2 separate regions of the Homo sapiens genome follow, and region 1 is linked to region 2. The links are chromatin loops, found by intact Hi-C in ENCODE. Cell type or tissue: GM12878. All regions are shown on one strand. Each heading gives the region's core, and the rest is flanking DNA. Links, peaks and the distances in the headings are about the cores only.

Region 1 (4,873 bases), core at 496-4,495, 160 kb before region 2:
TTAATAGGTTGATCAACTTTTTAATTTATGTTCACTCATGGGTTCGATTTTTGTTCACCAAACTTCCCTGATTATAAGGGTCACCTAGGGCACCTGTTACACACAGTCTCCTGGACCCCGTTCCAGCCTTGCAGCATCACTGGGTCATTGGGTTAAGGAGCTGGCCCGGCATGCCTTCGTTTTGCCAGCCCTCACCCAATCCATCTTCAGATGTTTTTCTGTGGAAAAAAACCTCGAGGGTCTTCTAATACTAACTAGTCAGTTACTCTGAACATCAAAAGACCTCGTATCCAGGAATGTAACGTATATAAACAGATTGAATCCCTTTGTGAAACTGATTGGGAGTCAGGAGGCATGAAAATTAGTCTGGCTTCTGCCTCGAAACAGAAGTGGGACCTCGGTCAAGTCCCTTCCCTTCTCTGGGCCTTCATTTCCCCTTACGGAGTAAGTAGGTTATATCGTCTTACTGACTAAAATGTCTCCCTTAATATAAAACTCCTCCTTAGTTTCTGAAGGTCTCTCCAAGGCTGTGTGGGTCTAATACTTTTGAATTATTCAGAGCTTCTCAAGCCTTAACTAGTTAATCTGTACACAAATGCAAATGAGGGCGCCTCCGGTTTGTAATGCAAATAATTACCGGGCGGCGGTGTGGGGAAGTGGTGGTTACCGGTTGGTTGTTTAAGCGTGAATTTCTGGGAAAGCAGCTCTGAAGCTGGACATAGAATCATCAAAGTTGCAAATATGAAGCCTTTCCCAAGGAGACCTGACAGGCCTAACTCAGCATCTCTCTGAGCTACTGGCTGAGTATCTGAGCAGATTTTTTTTTTTTTTTTTTTGGTCGTTGGTTTGTTTCTACCTCCAAGCATATGGTCTTCAAAAAAATACTCCACTGTAACTTGAATTTTCCCAAGAAACTGGCTTGTGCTTTGGCAGCATCACCTTCATACTTGCTCTGGTCACTCACCAATCAATAGAGCACCAAACCTACACAGCAAACCTATATTCTTGCTTTGTCAACAAGAAAAGTGCGTGCATATGTTTGCTTTTCATTTTTTTCTTTTTGCTTCCTATTATGATCTATAATTGAAGTGAGAAATCCCCTTCCCCTTCTCAATACTTCAAAAAGGCCTGGAAATTTGGCATAACCTTGTTTGACTGTGTGCTTTGAAAGTAAGTGATCAAAAAAAGAAACTCTAAAAAAAAAATAGAAGTAGGTGGTCATGGTCAGTGCCAGTGGGGCTGGGAGGCAGGAGCAAGTTGCGGAACTCAAAAAGAAGAAGTGAGCTTGAAGTACATGGCAGGATAGGGGTGGGGGGCCTCGCTGCCTGGCACCCCAAAGGAAAGCTGTCAGTTAAAATAGGAACCTCGGCTTAAAAGGCTAAATGGAGTCCAGTCCAGCTGTAGCGGGGAATACTATTCAGTACACAGCCATGGATTACTGCAAAGGAAGGGCAGAGAGACGGCATGTTAGCCACAGATCATTGCCAGGTCAACTCCATCTCTCACACTGTCACTGGCCAAACACCAAAGGCCACTGTGCCTCATAACCCTGACAAGGGAGGGCTCTCTACTTCACAGAGGTTCCCAAAGCCACTATCAGATGGGACCCATGATAAAAACTTAGGGCTGGAATATTTTTAAACTCTCAACTCCTTAAATTGGAAAGAAAGTTAAGGGCCTTTTCTTCTCTCCGGCCGAGTCTCATCTCTTCTTATTGGGGGATGCATGCAAAATGCATGTTAAAAATCATCATGACATTCACCAAATGAACTAGAAGACTCATCAGAGCAAACCCCCAAACACTTGATTCTTTTGACAGCTCAGTTTTCCAGCCTACAAAGTGGGATTTATTATTCCTGCTACTGGCCTCACCTTATTGGGACAGTATGGAGCCCTTCCGGAAATTACCCCCCGAGATGCTGAAATACCTCACAAGAAGAATTCGGTAAGGCTATCATTCAAGACTCTAGGCTGGTAATAATATTCAGGTTTATTCTCCCTTTTGCATCTGTGGGATACCCAGAGTTAGAGAGAGGGGAAACGTCTGCTATTTTCTTCAGCAGTTGTGTTTTATGGGAAGGGCTTGGTGTAAATAAATGCGTTGCCGATTTTGAGCACAGCTTGAGTGCAGTTACTTCGAGTGAATGAAAACTGGAAAGGGCTGGACTCAAAGGTTAGAAGGAAAAGGCGCCAAAGGCTGTCCTTTTGAAACCCTCTAAGAAATGGCTGTGGCTCCTGAGGATGAGGGTGGGGTGGACCAGGGAGGACTAGTGACTGGGATACAGGAGACCAAGGGGACAGCTGTGCTGATCGGTGGTTACCCAGCCATGGTGGTTGCAAATACCTCAGGGAAACTAACAGCAACCAGAACTGGAACAGGGGAGCTGGTGGGAAAGAGTAGCAGATGGGCCCCCTGACCATGTCACACCTCTGGCAAAGATGTGGGGGAAGACAGGGGGGATGGCTGGGGGTGCTGGGAGGGGGACTGGGATGCAGGATGCATCTGCGAGCCACATGACTGTTGGCTTCTTGACCAGCGGCCAGACATCACCCTCAGATTCTCAGGTTTCTATAAACCTTGGCAGGAAGAGAGGAGAGGGCGCGGGTTGGATTGTATGCCCCCCAGGCATGTTAAGGGGGAAATTAGAGAAAGGGAGGCCCAGCTCTGTTGCGCAGGAAAAGGGTGTCTACAGGAAGCCCAAACTGAAAATGAAAAGAGAAGCTGAGTTAATGAATGGATAGATTAATGTACCAAAAAAAAAAAAAAGTCAGAAGAAAATTAAGTAATGAGGACTAATGGCTAAATTAGAATATAGCTATGTTAGATGGTCTTAAGGTCTTATTGCATTGGCTCCGGGGAACATGCTTTCTCTCTCATACACTCCACACACACTCCCACATGATGGCAGCAGTGGCATTAGCCAGCAAAATAATGATCAACAACCACAAAAATACATTTTATCTTTCTTTCTTTTTTTTTTTTTTTTTGAGACAGAGTCTTGCTCTGTCACCCAGGCTGGAGTGCAGTGGTGCGATCTCGGCTCGCTGCAAGCTCTGCCTCCCGGGTTCACGCCATTCTCCTGCCTCAGCCTCCCCAGCAGCTGGGACTACAGGAGCCCGCCGCCACACCCGGCTAATTTTTTTGTATTTTTAGTAGAGACGGGGTTTCACCGTGTTAGCCAGGATGGTCTCGATCTCCTGACCTCATGATCTGCCCGCCTTGGCCTCCCAAAGTGCTGGGATTACAGGCGTGAGCCACTGCACCCGGCTCTTTTTTGTTGTTGTTGTTGAGATGGAGTTTTGGTCTTTTGCCCAGGCTGGAGTGCAGTGGCCGTGATCTTGGCTCACTGCAACCTCCATCTTCCAATTTCAAGCGATTCTCCTGCCTCAGCCTCCTGAGTATCTGGGATTACAGGCGCCTGCCACCACGCTCGGCTAATTTTTGTATTTTTAGTAGCGACGGGGGTTTCATCATGTTGGCCAGGCTGGTCTCGAACTCCTGACCTCAAGTGATCCACCCGCCTCAGCCTCCCAAAGTGCTGGGATTACTGGCGTGAGGCACTGAGCCCGGCCTATCTCTTCTTAATGACTAGGTCCTGACTAGTGTCCCCCACCACCCACCCCCAGCACCACCACCCACCCCCAGCACCACCACCCAATACCTTGTACAGGAATACCTTCCACAAATCTCTAAGTGGCCTCAGGCCACTGGATAGAGCCCCAGGCTCTAGCCACTGCATTTCCTGTCCCATTGGGAAAGTAGAGGAGGCTGAGGTTTCACCCCAGGAGATCCTTAGAGCTGTCCTAGTCAGCTAACTGGTACTCTGGGGCAAGACCTGTTTGCAGAGCATATGGGGATGATTGCAGAACTCTGTTCTAGGGTCCAGACCACAGTTACCTGAAAATGTGAACTATGGAAACCCATCATTGGTTTGTGCTTAAATAATACTTTGACCTCTCTTCCATGTAAATTTCATTCCTGTGACATAAATACAGCAAGTAGAACTGATCCCCATTTCATATGAGTAGACCAAGAAACACAGAGAAGTCAACAGACTTGCCTGTGGCTGCAAAGAGTCACAGCTGGGCCCAGAGCTGGTGTGTGTGTGTGTGTGTGTGTGTGTGTGTGTGTGTGTGTGTGTGTGTATTTTTATTTCTTTTGAGATGGAGTCTTGCTCTGTCACCCAGGCTGGAGTGCAATGGTGCGATCTTGGCTCACTGCAACCGCCGCCTCTGGGGTTCAAGCAATTCTCCTGCCTCAGCCTCCCAAGTAGCTGGGATTATAGGCACCCGCCACCATGCCCAGCTAATTTTTGTATTTTTAGTAGAGACAGGGTTTCACCATGTTGGCCAGGCTGGTATTGAACTCCTGACCTCGGGTGATCCTCCTGCCTCGGCCTTCCAAAGTGCTGGGATTACAGGCGTGAGCCATCATGCCCAGCCAACTCTCTTAAAAAAAAAAAAAAAAAATAGAGAGATAGGGTTTCACCATGCTGCCCAGGCTGGTCTCCAACTCCTGGGCTCAAGTGATCCTCCCACCTCAGCCTCCCAAAGTGCTAGGATTACATAAGTGAGCCACCTCGCCCAGCTTCCATTTACTCATCTTGCAAACTGGGGATTATTCCTTCTCTACCTCACAGACCTGTTGTAAGTATAAAATGAGATACTATACAAAAGACAAAAACAAAAACAAAACAACAACAACAAAAAAAAACACTTTGGAAAGTAATAAAAGCTATACAAATGCTCATATCTTATTTTTATTCTTTGTCTACTTCCTAGGGGAAGAGTAATCTAAAAAACACTGCAATGGCCTATGTTCTAGGTTTCATGGGAAGGCTGACGTATTTTGATGTGTGTATACTATCCATAT
Region 2 (4,873 bases), core at 312-4,311:
TGGTAAAACCCCGTCTCTACTAAAAATACAAAAATTAGCAGGGTGTGGTGGCACACACCTGTAGTCCTAGCTACTTGGGAGGCTGAGGCACAAGAATCGCTTGAACCCAGGAGGCGGAGGTTGCAGTGAGCTGAGATCTCACCATTGCACTCCAGCCTGGGCAATAGAGCGAGACTCCATCTCAAAAATAAATAAATAAATTAATAAAATAAAATATAAATATGCACTTCACACTACGGACATACATTGTTTTGGCATCAGCCATATCAGACCTTTTTTATTTAAAATATGTAAGTTCAGAATATTTTCCTTGGCCTCTGTGAATACTTCTCTATCATTGTGCTTATAACAATGTGTGATAATTGTCTATGTATTTATCTCCTTGACTAGATCCATGCCTTTCAAACTACACAAGCAACCTATTAGTGGGGCATGAAATCCATTTTTTCAATGAAATGGGATAAAATAAAAACATAAGTATGCATTGCACACAAGTAAGTATGAAATCAAGAAACTTGCAGGATTGCAGGATTGTGTGTGTGTGTGTGTGTGTGTGTGTGTGTGTGTTGTGGCCACTGGAATAGATTGTGAGATCCTAAGGGCAGGGTTCATGCCCAACCTATTCACCACTGCATCCCCAGCAGCCAGTGCACTGTTTGGCACATGTAGGTGTTCTGTAAATATGTGTTAAATGAATGAAATTTATTCTTGAATGCTCCTATTAAGAGATGAACATCCTCATCTTCTTGGGACCCTTCACCCTTTCCTAAGAATAGTACTGGGCTCGAGACTTGTACTTCAGGGAGTCTTACAGCAATGTATTTATTATTCATCCATTTTCAGTTTTCAGTTTGGGTCTACATATCTACACCAGTGTGAAATTTCTGTTAACTGCCTGCCGGAACAGAAACTATCTACTCCCTCCCCAAATATGTCAAGAGTAAAAAAGGAGGGAGAGAGAGAGGAAGAGAAGGAAGGAAGGAAGGGAGGGAGGGAAGGAAGGAAGGAAGGAAGGAAGGAAGGAAGGAAGGAAGGAAGGAAGGAAGAAAGGAAGGAAGGAAGGAAGGAAAGGAGGCAGGGAGGGAAGAAACAAATATCAGTTATAGGTTTATATCAGAAACTCTTTTTTTTCTATTTTATATATATATATTTTAAATACGGATGGGGGGGGCGGTCTCGCTGTGTTGCCCAGGCTGGTCTCGAACTCCTGGGCTCAAGTGATTCTCCTATCTTGGCCTCCCGAGGTGCTGGAATTACAGGCATCAGCCACTGTGCTGGGCCTATACCAGACATTCTTAAAGATTGCTATTATACAATAGGCCAGGCAATTTTAACACACCATCTCATTTAATTGCCAAAGCAAGTTATAGCACAATATTTACCCCATTTTACACATTTTACACATGCTCAGGGAGGTTAAGTAACTCCTCTAAAGTCACCTAGGCTGGGCACAGTGGCTCACACCTGTAATCCCAACACTTTGGGAGGCCGAGGCAGGCGGATCACCAGAGGTCGGGAGTTTGAGACCAGCCTGACCAACATGGAGAAACCCCGTCTCTACTAAAAATACAAAATTAGCCAGGTATGGTGGCGCATGCCTGTAATCCCAGCTACTCATGAGGGTGAGGCAGGAGAATCGCTTGAACCCGGGAGGCGGAGGTTGTGGGGTGAGCTGAGATCGTGCCATTGCACTCCAGCCTGGCCAATAAGAGTGAAACTCCGTCTCAAAATAAATAAATAAATAAATGAAAATAAAGTCGCACAACTACTAAGTGAGAGGTATGTATTTGATGTGAACTCAGGCCCGGCCAGCTCCATAGCTTTGTGAGCGCTCCATGTCGCTCTGCTGCCCCCATGCAGTTAACCAAAGCACCTACACGAAGTGTTTTGCTAAGACAAGACATCCTATGAATAGGACATTTTCTCTATCAATCTATGCGGAACTGACCTATGTAGACACAACTTAAGGTGTTTATGATGCAGACATCATCAGTGGAGTTCATCAACTTTTGGTGATTTGTAAATAAACCAGGAACTCACTCTACCATCAGCATGCCTTCTTGAGTGCCACACTTTAAAATGCATATTTCATTAATTTCACTTCAGGTGTAGGTGTTTGCTCGGTTATTTTCATAAATGAATACTCATTTCATTTATTTTGAGACAGGGTCTCACTCTGTCACCCAGGCTGGAGTGCAGTGGCACAAACCTAGCTCATTGCAGCTTCAAACTCCTGGGCTCAGGCGATCCTCCCACCTCAGCCTCCCAAGTAGAAGGACTACAGGTGTGTGACACCACACCTGGCTCATTAAAAGGATTTTTTTTTGTAGAGATGGGGTCTCACTATGTTTCCCAGGCTGGTCTCAAGCTCCTGGTGGGCTCAAGTGATCCTCCTGCCTCAGTCTTCCAAAGTGCTGGAATTACATGTGTAAGTCCCTCTACCTGGCCTTATTTTATTTTAAAATAAAGTCATAAAGTTATATTTTAGAATAGTTTTAGATTTACGGAAAAGTTGCAAGAATATTAGAGAGTTCCTGTATAGCCTGCACCCAGTTTTCCTATGGTTACTTTATTTTTAAATATTTAATTTAATTTAATTAATTTATTTTGAGACGGAGTCTTGCTCTGTTGGCAGGCTGGAGTGCAGTGGCACGGACCTTGGCTCACTGCAACCTTTGCCTCCCGGATTCAAGCAATTCTCCTGCCTCAGCCTCCCGAGTAGCTGGGACTACAGGTGTGTGCCACCATGCCCGGCTAATTTTTGTATTTTTAGTAGAGACAGGGTTTTGCCATGTTGGCCAGAATAGTCTTGATCTCCTGACCTCGTGATCTGCCTGCCTTGGCCTCCCAAAGTGTTGGGATTACAGACATGAGCCACTGCGCCCAGCCAACAAATGCATTTATTGTACCTCCTTCATGCCAGATGCAGTTTGTTGAAAGCAAAGTGTAGCGAGCAAGACATACCCTTCTGGATCTATCCTTGTGGAGCTCACAGTCTAGCAAAGGAGGCAGACATCAATTAATTGACCACACATGTAACCTTATAGTTACAATTGTGAAGGAAAACTACAGGGTAATTTAAGAGGTAGTAAGCAGAAGAACCTAACTGGACTGGAAGAAGAGAGGGGGAAGTCAGGGAAGGTCTCCCTGTGGAAGTGACAAGCAGGTTGAGACCTGAAGAATGAATGGATGTTAACCAAATGAAGAGGGAGAACATTCCAGGACAAGGGAATGGGAGGTGGTACTTTCTGTTTTGTTTTGTTTTTGAGACAGGGTCTCACTCTGTCATCCAGGCTGGAGTGCAGTGGTGCAAGCTGGGCTCACTGCAACCTCTACCTCGCGGGTTCAAGCGATCCTCCCCACCTCAGCCCCCCAAGTAGCTGGGACCACAGGTGTGCACCATCACGCCCAGCTAAGTTTATGTATTTGAGGTAGAGACGGGGTTTCACCATGTTGCCCAGGCTGGTCTCGAACTTTTGAGCTCAAGCAATCCACCCGCCTCGGCCACCCAAAGTGCTGGGATTACAGGCATGAGCCACTGCGTCCAGCTTACCTTTTTCTTACCTGTAAAATGGAAGAATATCTAGTGGAATTGATCCTTTTCTCTTTTTAAAAACTTTTTACGGCCAGGCATGGTGGCTCACGCCTGTAATTCCAGCACTTTGGGAGGCCGAGGCTGGTGGATCACCTGAGGTCAGGAGTTCGAGACCAGCCTGGCCAACATGGTGAAACCCTGTCTCTACTAAAAATACAATTAGCTGGGCATGGTAGTGCAGGTCTGTAATCCCAGCTACTTGGGAGGCTGAGGCAGGAGAATCGCTTGAATCTGCGAGGTGGAGGTTGCAGTAAGCCGAGATTGCGCCATTGAACTCCAAGAGCAAAACTCTGTCTCAAAAAAAAATCCAAAAAACAAAAAACAAAAAAAAACAAACAAGGCTCTGCACAGTGGCTCACGCCTGTAATCACAGCACTTTGGGAGGCTGAGACAGGCAGATCGCGAGGTCAGGAGTCCAAGACCATCCTGGCCAACATGGTGAAACCCCGTCTCTACTAAAATACAAAAAAATTAGCCAGGCGTGGTGGTGCGTGCCTGTAGTCTCAGCTACTCGGGAGGCTGAGGCAGAGGAATCACTCGAACTCGGGAGGCGGAGATTGCAGTGAGCCGACATTGCGCCACTGCACTCCAGCCTGGCGACAGAGCGAGACTCCTTCCCAAAAAAAAAACAAACCTTTTTACCTGGGAGCATAGACTGAAGTTACCTTGAAAATACACTCCTGGAACTAATCCTTTACAGACATCATTCAATCCTTACAAACCTGAGGTAGTCAGGTATGACTGGATATAAAAGTCTTCTAAGAGAGCAAGGTCCCACAGTTGGTTCAGTGATGAAGCTGGGATTCAACCTTAGGCTTGCCTGCAAGACCTTGAGGGGTTACTCTGTCCCTCCAAATTAAAACCCTGGAGTTGGAAGAGAACTGGCATCAATTTAGCAGCTTATGTTGAGCACCAACTCCATGGCAGCTCAGCCTGATTTTATCTCAGCCTCCCATCACAACGTCCCTCTCCCTGTGCCAACATATGGTGCATCTGTGCTGGGGACTGACACCAAAACGTTCTTCCTGCTCACTCCCTACTCCTCATCTCCTTTTCCTAGTCAGGCAACTGAACCAAGTGCTTTGGTGCATTATTAAATTTCATCCTCACAACCTTCTGAGGGAGACCCCATTTTGCAGATGAGGACGCTGAGGGCTTACAACTGGTGAGTGGTGGAGAGCAGGGTTTTGTTTTGTTTAGTTTTGAGATGGGGTCTTACTCTGTGGCCCAGGCTGGAGCGCAATGGCACGATCTCGGCTCACTGCAGCCTCCATCTCT

The links. Hi-C counts contacts between places; a loop is a spot of excess contacts. Peaks named below come from ENCODE experiments on the same cell type or tissue, not always from the same donor. Only the 100,000 strongest peaks of a DNase experiment are listed, where the experiment ranks them.
Region 1: it touches region 2 in a loop (9-fold over the local background); 6 of 110 quality-filtered maps call a loop at or near these places.

What each region holds. Positions count from the first base shown.
Region 1 is chrX:119,617,349-119,622,221 of GRCh38, forward strand. It overlaps SEPTIN6 (septin 6), which reads right to left. Exons shown (of 11, transcript NM_145799.4): 11 at 1-2,703. Among named protein-coding and RNA genes, the nearest start is that of NKRF, 13 kb to the left of the region's middle. In GM12878, for the core only: a CTCF peak has its summit at 2,907 (motif pointing right); a DNase peak (open chromatin) is centred at 641; H3K4me3 peaks cover 319 bases; H3K27ac peaks cover 2,423 bases.
Region 2 is chrX:119,778,049-119,782,921 of GRCh38, forward strand. No RefSeq gene overlaps it. Among named protein-coding and RNA genes, the nearest start is that of SNORA69, 7.0 kb to the right of the region's middle. In GM12878, for the core only: a CTCF peak has its summit at 1,850; no DNase peak of the experiment used is centred there.